2 separate regions of the Homo sapiens genome follow, and region 2 is linked to region 1. Evidence: read pairs that join two places in POLR2A ChIA-PET (ENCODE). Cell type or tissue: OCI-LY7. All regions are shown on one strand. Links, peaks and the distances in the headings refer to the core of each region. The heading gives the core; the rest is flanking DNA.

Region 1 (5,385 bases), core at 212-5,211:
TCTAGTTTCACAGGATGATATAAGAGAATGAAACCACCTAGCTAGGTTTTATTTTTATCTTAATTTTTTTTTTTCGAGACTGAGTTTCATTCTTGTTGCCCATGCTGGAGTGCAATGGTGCAATCTTGGCTAACTGCAGCCTCTGCCTCCTGGGTTCAAGCAGTTCTCCTGCCTCAGCCTCCCAAGTAGCTGGGATTACAGGTACCCACCACCACGCCTGGCTAATTTTGTATTTTTAATAGAAATGGGGTTTCACCACATTGGTCAGGCTGGCCTTGAACTCCTGACCTCAGGTGATCCATCCACCTCAGCCTCCCAAAGCGCTGGGATTACAGGCGTGAGACACCGCACCCGGCAGTAGCTAAGTTTTAAAGCACCACGCAAGTGAAACTAATTATTCTTATGCAGTGGCAATTGTTCTTCCCCCTCCCACACTGGGATTTTAAAAGATTATTTTTAGGGCAGTTTTAGGTTTACAGCAAAATTGAGCAGAAAATACAGAGTTCCCATATACCCTCTGCCCTCACACATGCACAGCCTCCCCCATTATCAACGTCCCCCATCAGAGTTCTACATTTATCACAATCAATCAACCTACATTGACACACCATTATCACCCAAAGTTTTCCATTGGCTTTTACCTTGTGCATGATTCTTCCTCTGTCATTGAAGTAGTATACAGGTGAATTTAATGCTTCAGAAAGTATGTAACAGTCATTAAAAATTGAATTTAGTGGAAGACACACTTCTCCTTTCTCCTGATAAACAAAGCCTTCTGGAATTCATTTACAGGGTTCCACTTTCCTTGATGCTAGAAAGACATGCCTGACATAGAACCTCTGTTATCTATTAAGTCCATAGAACCTACGACCACCATGCTTCTGGGAAAAGGGAGTCAATCTGATAACCATCCTACACTGAATATACCACATTGTGTGCAAAGACTTCAACTCTTCAAGCTTGTCTTGTTAGGGTCTGTAATCTCAGGCCTTTCAGAACTTTATCCTTGTCTCATTGGCCAGTCTTGTTCATTACTTTCCTCTGTCCTCATTGAATGGATATTCTTCCTGAGCTATGGAATCCGAAAGACAGCACAGGATTTTAATAAGGACCAGAGATGTACAAAATACTATGAGAAGTGGACACTATGGTTTTCATGTTTGAAAGAAATCAATAGGAAAAGCAACAAAGGAATCATGGGGGAGGGGAGTGTTTCATATTCTTATTTTCCATCTTAGCATCTTTTCCGTGATTCATACCTGCTATGTGCCTGGCACTGCCCAGGGGCAAAGTGTCAGTGGGAGGAGGGTGCTAGGAGGGGTCTGCCCTCAAGTTGAAGAGAATTTCATCCCTGATCTGGTTAAGCATTGCCAACACATGGTAACGACAGAAAACAGATCCTTTTGGTTGGTTTTATTATTGTTTTAACTTCTGTGTAGAAAACACACTCCCTTATTGCCTAACCCCACACTCACAACACCCTCCCAAATGCCACTAGATAGTGGTGCAAACAAGAAAAAGTCCCTTTTATCATGACTCTTCCAATCTAGCCAGCCTCTTCCTTCTTCTGGAGGCATTTGTAGTTAGACGGTTTCCTGAAAGCTTCGTGTTTCTGTCTCTGCAATCTCAGATGAATAACCACAGACAAGGAATCGCAAATATTAGCCAAATGCCTGTCTTCTTTCCTCTTATATCTCTTGACCACAGGGATGATTTTACATTAAGCAGCAACATAGGGAAAGATTAGGGAAAGAATTAGATGTGGTTCTGCTCAAGTGGATTTATAATTTTGAAAATACAGTAATAATTACAGCAATAGTAAGACATTTACATCACATTTTCTATATGCTAGTGCCTAAGAAATTAACTAAGAGAGAGTGACAGTATATCTGTTCTTATAATAATTCTACTGTTTATTCTATAGTTTATGTTTCTGAGCTCGATGTCATTATAAAAAGGAGTTGCTTCACTATTTTTCAGGAAAAATTTAGGTTAGTTTAATAGAGAATTTTGTGGATTTCTTCCTGTTTCATCCCTTCTCTTTGTCATTTTTTGAGAAAGTATAATTTTTGATGTAGGTTTTCAAAAGACATTTATTGAGCACTTAATATGTGCCTGACACTGTCTACATCATGTCAAAACAACCAGTTAAAAATAAAATAATTTGAGTAAACTTAGAACTCAGAGAGGTTAAGTGGCTTGTTCAAGTTCACATGGCAGGTTCGTAGCTGATAAAGCTCAATCTAGAGAAAAGTTTCTTTTAAAAATGTATTTTCATTCTCTTTTATTATTTTGTTAAAATAAGAGATATTTCATAAATTAAAAGACAAATTATAGATTAGAAAAAGAAGAACACTCAGCAGCAAGAAAGCCAGCCACCATGAGGCTAATACAGGAAAGTACTCGGTGAATGGTGTGTCTGTCACTCAGCACAGTCATTGACAACACTTAACCATTAATTGCAAGAAAACAGCAGTTTTATGCGAGCTTTTTTTGGCCTGTCTGCTCAGTTAAATCTTTGTGACCACTTCTAATTTTTTTCTTTGTGCAGAGGCTGCTTTCCTCTTTTCTTCTTTAGTCCCTCAAAGTCATTTAAACGTATATAGATCCTTCTTGACTTACAGTGGGGTTAGGTCCAGAGAGACACATTGTAAGTAAAAAAATCTGAAGTCAAAAATGCATGATATTTTCAAATTATAATGTTTATCTAGAGATAGCCCCATCATAAGTCAAGGAGTGTAGTGAATACATATCAATTTTGCTCCATTGTAAAGTCAAAAAAATTGTAAGTTAACCACTGTAAGTCAGGGATCATCTGTAATTCAAGTATTAAGTGTCAGATTCTCTCAAATCTGAGCTTGATATTATGAGGGATACAAAGTAACAGTTTATAATCCTGCAGGATGATAACCTCAAATAATATTATTAAAACACAGATGCACGTGCGCACGTGTGTGTGTGCATGTATGTGTTGGATGAGAGAAGATGTACTTACTTTTAAAAACCACAGCATTGCTTGAATAGTGGCCCAGATTATATCCACAACACGGGCATGATCTATGTGCATGACTAGGCTTGCCTCTGATGTTAGCCAGATGCATTACCTCAATCATTCCACCTGAGACCAGGCCTCTTGCAGGAAGGAGAAAGGACATTCTATTGAAGAGAAAGGGAGCCTGATCTAATTGTTATGTGACTTTATGCTAAACTGAACTCTGCACTCCCCACAAAAATGAGTTAGAGAGCATCATAACACAAGAAAGTTTTAACATAGGTTTATTGCCATCTTTGGAGACAGAGTACATGAGCTGTGGTCATAAAGAGGGATTGTTACAAGATAGACTGGTCAGGAGAACAAAGATGACTTATCTAATCCTGACTGCAACAAAGGGGCAATTATGAAACAAGGTATTACAGTTGCATCAGTCCTTATTTAACTGGTAGCATGCCCATTACATGCCTTCTTAAAGAAAACAATACAATGATGCTTTCTAATCAATTAAATTTGGTTTTATTTGTCAGCCTGTTACTATACAGGATTTTGGGAAAGGTGTTCCACTTTCTTTTTTTTTTTTTTTTTTTTTTTTTTGAGATGGGGTCTCACTCTCTTGCCCAGACGACTAGAGTGCAGTGGTGTGATCTCAGCTCACTACAGCCTCAACCTTCTCAGTCTCAGGCAACCCTCCCACCTCAGCCACCCAAACATAAGGTATAAGGTTGGTGCAAAAGTAATTGCAGTTTTTGCCATTACTTTTAATAGCTGGGACTACTGACACGAGCCACCATGCCCAGCTAATTTTTGAATTTTTTGTAGAGACAGTGTCTCACTATGTTCCCCAGGCTGGTCTCGAACTCATGGGCTCAAGTGGTCCTTGAGGCTCAAGTGCCCTGGCCTCCCAAGTTGCTAGGATTACAGGCATTTGCCACCACACTTGGCCCACATTCTTAAAATATCTGTCTAACATTCCTAGAAAAATTGCTTGCTAATGTTACCATCATAGTTAAGTTACCAAAACTGCTTTCAAACTAAAGGTTTGAAAAGGGATCACTTATTTGATGTGTTGCAATTCTGTGACAGTTTGCTAAGATCTTTTTAACAGAGAACTCTAGGACTTTTCAGAATTAAAAATGTCTAGGTTTATTTGATGATTCCACAGAGAAAATAAATAGCCAAAAAGACAGCAGGAAACATATCTAACTAAATAAAGGAAGGAGCATTTGGGAGAGAATGCCTCCAGGCACAAGTGGCAGGCCAGGTCCCAGCTTGCTGCTTTACTGACATGCCTGATGTCCATCCCAGCACCAGTAAGAGCTGCTACACTCTGGGAGTGGCCTGATGTCCCACAGGCGAGGCAACTAGTAGCAGAGCTTTGTCCGTTGCTCACGGTCCACAGAGCTGTGGCAGTGGGCACCATAGCTTGAGCTTCTTTTCCTCTTTGGTGCTTTAAGTTAAACAAGTTCTTGTTGATGGACAGTGTCCCACAGTGAGCCTTCAAAATGCTTCTCCTTAGAAATTTAAAGTTTGTTTTGGAACATGGTTGCTGAAAGCCTTTGGATATTTGAAACAATATTCATGCTAGTGTTTTACCAACAAACACTGGCTACTTATGTAAAACCTGCAAAATAAGGATTACTAACATTCATTCATGTGTCTGTGTGTCAGGCCTGGAGTATGGTATTTCACCTGCATTTTCTCATTTATTGTTTACAAAACAATAAAGCTCATGGTATGTTATGTATGTTTTGCAGGTGAGATGAGATAAGAAACTCCGGCTAAGAAAGGTTAATTTGCCTAATGTCACATAGCAAGAAAGTGAACCCTGATTCAGACTCAGGACAACTGACCCAGGGCTCTTATCTACTATGCTAAAAAAGCCACTCGTTAGCACACACCAACATTGGTAATATCATAAAAATGGCACAAACGTAAACTACCCAGGGATAAACTTAACTGAAAAAATGCAGGTGATAATATAAAATGTTCAGATTCTTATTGTGGGACATAAAAGACTTAAACGAATGGAGAGGTATACTGTGTTCCTGATGAAAGACTCAACCATGTAAAAATGGTCATCTTAAATTCAACCCAGTCATCTTAAAAATCCCTATGCACATTTCATCTGGAAGAATAACTGGTTACAAATAGCCAGGATAATTCTAAAAGAAGGAAAAAGTGAAATTGTAAGATGGAATAAGGGTGGGGACTTCACAGGGAGCGTGTCATGCTTGATCAACAATTAAAACAGTGTACACTTGGAATCAAACTAGAATTAACATTTCATAGCAAGTGCATTATTTAATAAATAGTCTTGGGACAACTGACTAACATTTGGGGGGAAATTTAGAGCTCAACCTCATGCTTTATACTAAAATATACTCCAGGTG
Region 2 (5,385 bases), core at 272-5,271, 50 kb after region 1:
TGATGTGTTAGTGCATTTTGCATTGCCATAAAGGAATACCTGAGGCTGGGCAATTGATAAAGAAAAAAGTATTTGGCTTACAGTTCTGCAGGCTGTAAAAGCATGGAGCCAGTATTGCTTGTGGCAAGAGCCTCATGGCAGAAGGCAAAGGGGGAGCAGGTGCATCACATGGCAAAAAGGAGCAACAGGAAGTAGAGTCTCTCTGGGAGGCTCTGCCCCTATGGCAGGCTTCTGCTTGGGCACTCAGGCTTTCCCATATATGCTCTGAAATCTAGGTAGAAACTGCCGAGCCTCCTTCACTGTTACATTCTGTGCACCTGCTGGCTTAACACTGCATGGAAGTTGCCAAGTCTTACAGTGACTTGCACTCTTCAAAGTAACAGCCCAAGCTGTGCCTGGGATCGTTTGAGCCCCAGTGGGGATGGGGGGAGCAGTGTCCCAAGGTTGCACAGGGCAAGGGACCATGGACCTGGCCCCTGGAGCCATTCTTTCCTCCTAGGCCTCCAGGTCTGTGATGGGAGGGACTACCTCAGAGATTTCCGAAATGCCTTCTAGGCCTCTTGGCTATAAGCACTTGACTCCCTTTTAATCATGCAAATCTCTCTAGCAAGTGGTTGCTCCTTACCCTACTTGTATTTCTGTCCTGAAATGCTTTTTCCTTCTCCACTATATGGCCAGGTTGTGATTTTTCCAAACATTATGCTCTGCTTCCCTTTTAAACATAAATTCCAACTTTAAGTCATTTCTTTGCTCCCATATCTGATGGTAGGTTGTTAGAAGCAGCCACTCAGCATGTTCAATGTTTTGCTGCTGAGAAATTTCCTGCACCAGATACCCTAGGTCATCACTCTCAAGTTCAACCTTCCACAGAGCCCTAGAACATAGGCACAATGCAGCCAAGTTCTTTGCTAGGGTGTAACAAGGGTGACCTTTGCTCCGTTTCCCAATAACTTCCTCATTTCCATCTGAGACCTGCTCAGCCTGGCTTTCATTGTCCGTGTTTCTATCAGTATTTTGGTCACAATCATTTAACTAGTCTCTAAGAAGTTCCAAACTTTCCTGTCTTCTTCTGAGCCCTCAGAAGTTTTCCAGCCTCTGCCCATTACCCAGTTTCAAAGCTGCTTCCACATCTTCATATGTCTTTACAGCAACACCCCATTCCTCAGTACGAATGTTCTGTTAGTCCATTTTGCATTGCTGTAAACGTATACCTGAGGCTGGGTAATTTGTAAAGAAAAGAGTTTTATTTGGCTCTGGTTCAGCAGTCTGTACAAGCATGGTACCAGCATTGCTTCTGGTGAGGGCCTCAGGAAGCTTCCACTCATGGTGGAAGGTGAAGGGGGAGCAGGTGTGTCACATGGCAAAAGAAGGTAAGAAGTAGGAGGGACCCCAGACTCTTTAACAACATCACATGGCAAAAGGAGGCAAAAAGTAGGAGGGACCCTAGACTCTTTAACAATATCACATGGCAAAAGGAGGCAATAAGTAGGAGGGACCCTAGACTCTTTAACAATCAGATCTTGCAGGAACTCACTTATTACTGTGAGGAGGACACCAAGACATTCATGAGGGATCCTCCCCCATGCTCCAAAAACTTCCCTCTAGGCCCACCTTCAGCACTGGGGATCACATTTCAACTTGAGATCCAGAGCGGACAAACATCCAAACTATGGCAGATGGTAAAGTAAGAACCTTCTATTAGTCCTTTTCCTTATTTCTTCAACCTCTCACTGTACAATCAGAAGCTGTCACGTTCATTAACCTCAATTCTTATAAGCATGAAGTAAAACAAGTATGAGCAGGCAGGAATAAACCTCCTCACATCCCTGTTCCTGAAGAGGTGCTGCTTACCTGGTTTTACCACTCTCTAGGGTGGTCTGTCCACTCTGGAGTCTGGATTGCAGTTGGCAGTGGGGTTCATGAAGGACAGCTTTCTTTCTTTAACAAAGCCTCCAAATTTTTTTTAACTCAGAGCTTTATATACAGCTCAAAAATAAGTTCAGACTGATTGAATCCATACTCTGACAACTAACAATATAGAGTTAACCAAATAGTTAACCCAATCAAAATGTATATCTACTAAAAATATAAAAAATGTATAGAGCAGTTCCGGTGTTAACCTTTAATCTCTCCTCACTGAGGATTTAATTTGATTCTTAGCCAGATTTCACAGGGGTCACTGTGTCTGTGCTGGGCTCTCAGGGTCTACTTTCCCTAGACATTTTTCATTCAGAATCCTCTTCTAGGCTCCATGCTGTTCTTCATCCATGCCTGTCACCACCAAAATGGTCATTTCCTTGCATGAAGGCTCTTCGTTAATTTTCTTTCCCCATCTGCAGTTGCCCAAAGCACTCCCTTTAAGAACAGAAACTTTGTCAACTGTGTTTCTGTCGTAAGCCAGATATGTATGAGTGTGGAGCAGAAGGCAAGTGTTCCCTCTGTCAATACACACGCAGCAAGTGCCTGCAGCGGCCGCCTGTTACCCAGGAAATTCTTTCTTTCTCTCTCAGTTGATCCTTTGCTCTGTGTTGAGCTGTCCCCACAAGCTCTCATAGAAGTAGAGAGGATGTTTATAACATCTAGTTTTAGTACAATCTTAAAAAAAATCTCCTATCTTGCCCGGAAGTCATGGCTGATATAAACACCCTGGTTTTGCTATTCAACCCTTCTCAGTGTCGGCTCTCCTCAGTTTCTGTTTCTAATACGGGCATATTTGCTCCCTTGGGTTGGTAACTTTGCATCTTAACAAGTCCCTGTCTCCCCACCACCCCACACACTCAGGCAAAAATGCCACTTCTGATGTGGGGATTATTCCATTTAAAAGAAAAACTGAGGGCCTCTGGGAGGGCCTGCCTGGTCACTCAGCCCAGATCTCCTTAGACCTGATTATATATTTGAGCTATTTCCTTTTTGATCAATTGAAACATGCTGATACAATGTGTGATGGTTAATACTAAGTGTCACCTTGATCGGATTGAGGATGCAAAGTATTGTTCCTGGTTATGTCTGTGAGGATGTTGCCAAAGGAGATTAACATTTGAGTCAGTAGACTGGGAGAGGCAGACCCACCCTCAATGTGGGTGGGCACCATCCAATTAGCTGCCAGCACTGCTAGAATAAAGCAGGCAGAAGAAGGTGGGAGAGGTTGACTTACTGAGTCTTCCGGCTTTCATCTTTCTTCTGTACTGGGTGCTTCCTGCCCTTGAACATCAGACTCCAAGTTCTTCAGCTTTTGGACTCTTGGACTTAGACCAGTGGTTTGCCGGGGCTCTCGGGCCTTCGGCCACAGACTGAAGGTTGCACTGTTGGTATCCCTACAGTGAGGTTTTGGGATTCAGACTGGCTTCCTTACTCCTCAGCTTGCAGATGGTCTATTGTGGGACTTCACCTTGTGATCGTGTGAGTCAATACTCCTTAATAAACTCCCCTTCATATATACATCTATTCTATTAATTCTGTCCCTCTAGAGAACCCTTATACATAATGCTGCAGCCAAAGATACACATGTAATTACTTAAATCAATACATACTTCTAGGCCAGGCACAGTGGCTCACGCCTGTAATCCCAGCACTTTGGGAGGCCCAGGTGGGTGGATCACCTGAGGCCAGGAGTTCAAGACCAGCCTGGCCAACATGGTGGAATCCCATCTCTACTACAAATACAAAAATTAGCTGGGCATGGTGGCACACACCTGTAATCCCAGCTACTCAGGAGGCTGAGGCAGGAGAATTGCTGGAACCTGAGAGGTGGAAGTTGCAGTGAGCTGAGATTGTGCCACTGAACTTAAGCCTGGGCGACAGAGTGAGATTTTGGCTCAAAAAAAAAAAAAATGTCTGTTCATCTTTGCCATTATGGTAGATAATAAAGAATTTGCATACGTTTTGTATAGTTAAATAAAGTAATAAACATCTAAAGGAATATTATAAAATTATCTTGCTTTCTAGTTCTATAATGTCACTTACTGCACACTCCTTCCCTTCTGAAACATTTGAATAGACTGGCTAATTCACACTATTTGATATTTTGAACTGCCTACCAAATTAACAAAATGGAAGGAATTCAAGCCAGGTATTTTCTAAAAATGCATTTTTCATAAACCAGGAAGGGATATCCAACTCTGAGAGAATCCCAGATGTTTGAACATTTTATCAGAACCCGTTTCATGATGATATACCCCTTTTGTCACTCATTTTGTCAGATCAAATGACTTCTTTATTTTTGCTGATAATTCAACAAGAGCAGCCTTGTTTAACAGTTATTGACATTATCTCTTCCCATAAACACTGGCAGAGGAAAGTTCTGAATTCTTAAAGATGGCCTTTCTCTATGATGCTTCTGTGATTATTTCCACCAGCATCTTCCACCTTCAGTAAAACAAGGGAAATGGCAGGTAGGCAGTTTGATAAGTAGGGGTAGTGTGAATATGTGGGGTATATGAGCCTAGAGAGGAGGGTGGGGAAGTAATTAAAATGAGGAGAATAGATGAACTGCCCTAGGGAGAGGATATTGTGAGAGAATAAATGAGGGCCCTGGATTGGAGCCTGGAAAATCCCAACATTTAAAGACCATGTTGTGGAGGAGAAGCCGGAAAAGAGCCTGAGAAGGAATGGCTGAAGAAGCAGGAAGGGCGCCAGGGGAACGTGAGGTCGGGAAAGCAGGCAGGAGAGTGTCTGGAGAAGGTGGAGAGGGATCGTCTCTCATCGCAAGAGGAGAAACTGTAATGGAGTGGTCAAAGCTGATGCCATATGAAAGCCAGGGAGAAAGTGAAAGGCACTGTGGTTTTATTTATTATGTTTGTTTGTTCTTTCCAACTTTTGTTTACATTCGGGGTACATATACAGGTTTGTTATATAGGTAACTTTGGTGTCACAGGGGTTTGGTGTACAGATTTTTTCATCTCCCAAGTCATAAGCATAGCACCCAACAGGTAGTTGTTCGATCCTCACCCTCCTCTCACCCTCCATCCTCAAGTAGATTCCAGTGTCTATTGTTCCTTTCTTTGTGTCCATGTGCACTCAGTGTTTAACTTCCACTGGCAGGTGAGAACATGTAGTATTTGGTTTTCTCTTCCTGCATTGATTCACTTAGGTTAATGATCTCCAGCTCCATCCATGTTGCTGCAAAGGATATGATCTTGTTCTCTTTTCTGGCTGCGTAGTATTCCATGGTGTATATGTACCAAATTTTCTTTATCTACTCCACCCTTGATGGGCATTTAGCTTGATTCCATATCTTTGCTATTGTGAATTCACTGTGGTTGTAAATGCTCTGTTTGGTTCAATTGTGTATAAAGTTTAGTTTACAAGTAAAATCTCCCTGACAGCACAAGTCTGAAAGTTAAGCAAAATGTCTAATATCCTGTAGGAGCCTTCATTCCTGGAAAG

What was found. ChIA-PET counts read pairs that join two places held together with the same protein. Peaks named below come from ENCODE experiments on the same cell type or tissue, not always from the same donor. Only the 100,000 strongest peaks of a DNase experiment are listed, where the experiment ranks them.
Region 2: POLR2A ChIA-PET joins it to region 1 with 5 read pairs; 7 of 35 experiments call an interaction of 5 or more read pairs at or near these places.

Annotation. Positions count from the first base shown.
Region 1 is chr4:152,632,236-152,637,620 of GRCh38, reverse strand. The region is part of intron 6 of TMEM154 (transmembrane protein 154); the gene reads left to right. Among named protein-coding and RNA genes, the nearest start is that of TMEM154, 45 kb to the left of the region's middle. In OCI-LY7, for the core only: no CTCF peak of the experiment used is centred there; no DNase peak of the experiment used is centred there; H3K27ac peaks cover 491 bases.
Region 2 is chr4:152,582,408-152,587,792 of GRCh38, reverse strand. No RefSeq gene overlaps it. Among named protein-coding and RNA genes, the nearest start is that of MIR4453, 49 kb to the right of the region's middle. In OCI-LY7, for the core only: no CTCF peak of the experiment used is centred there; a DNase peak (open chromatin) is centred at 2,672; H3K4me3 peaks cover 485 bases.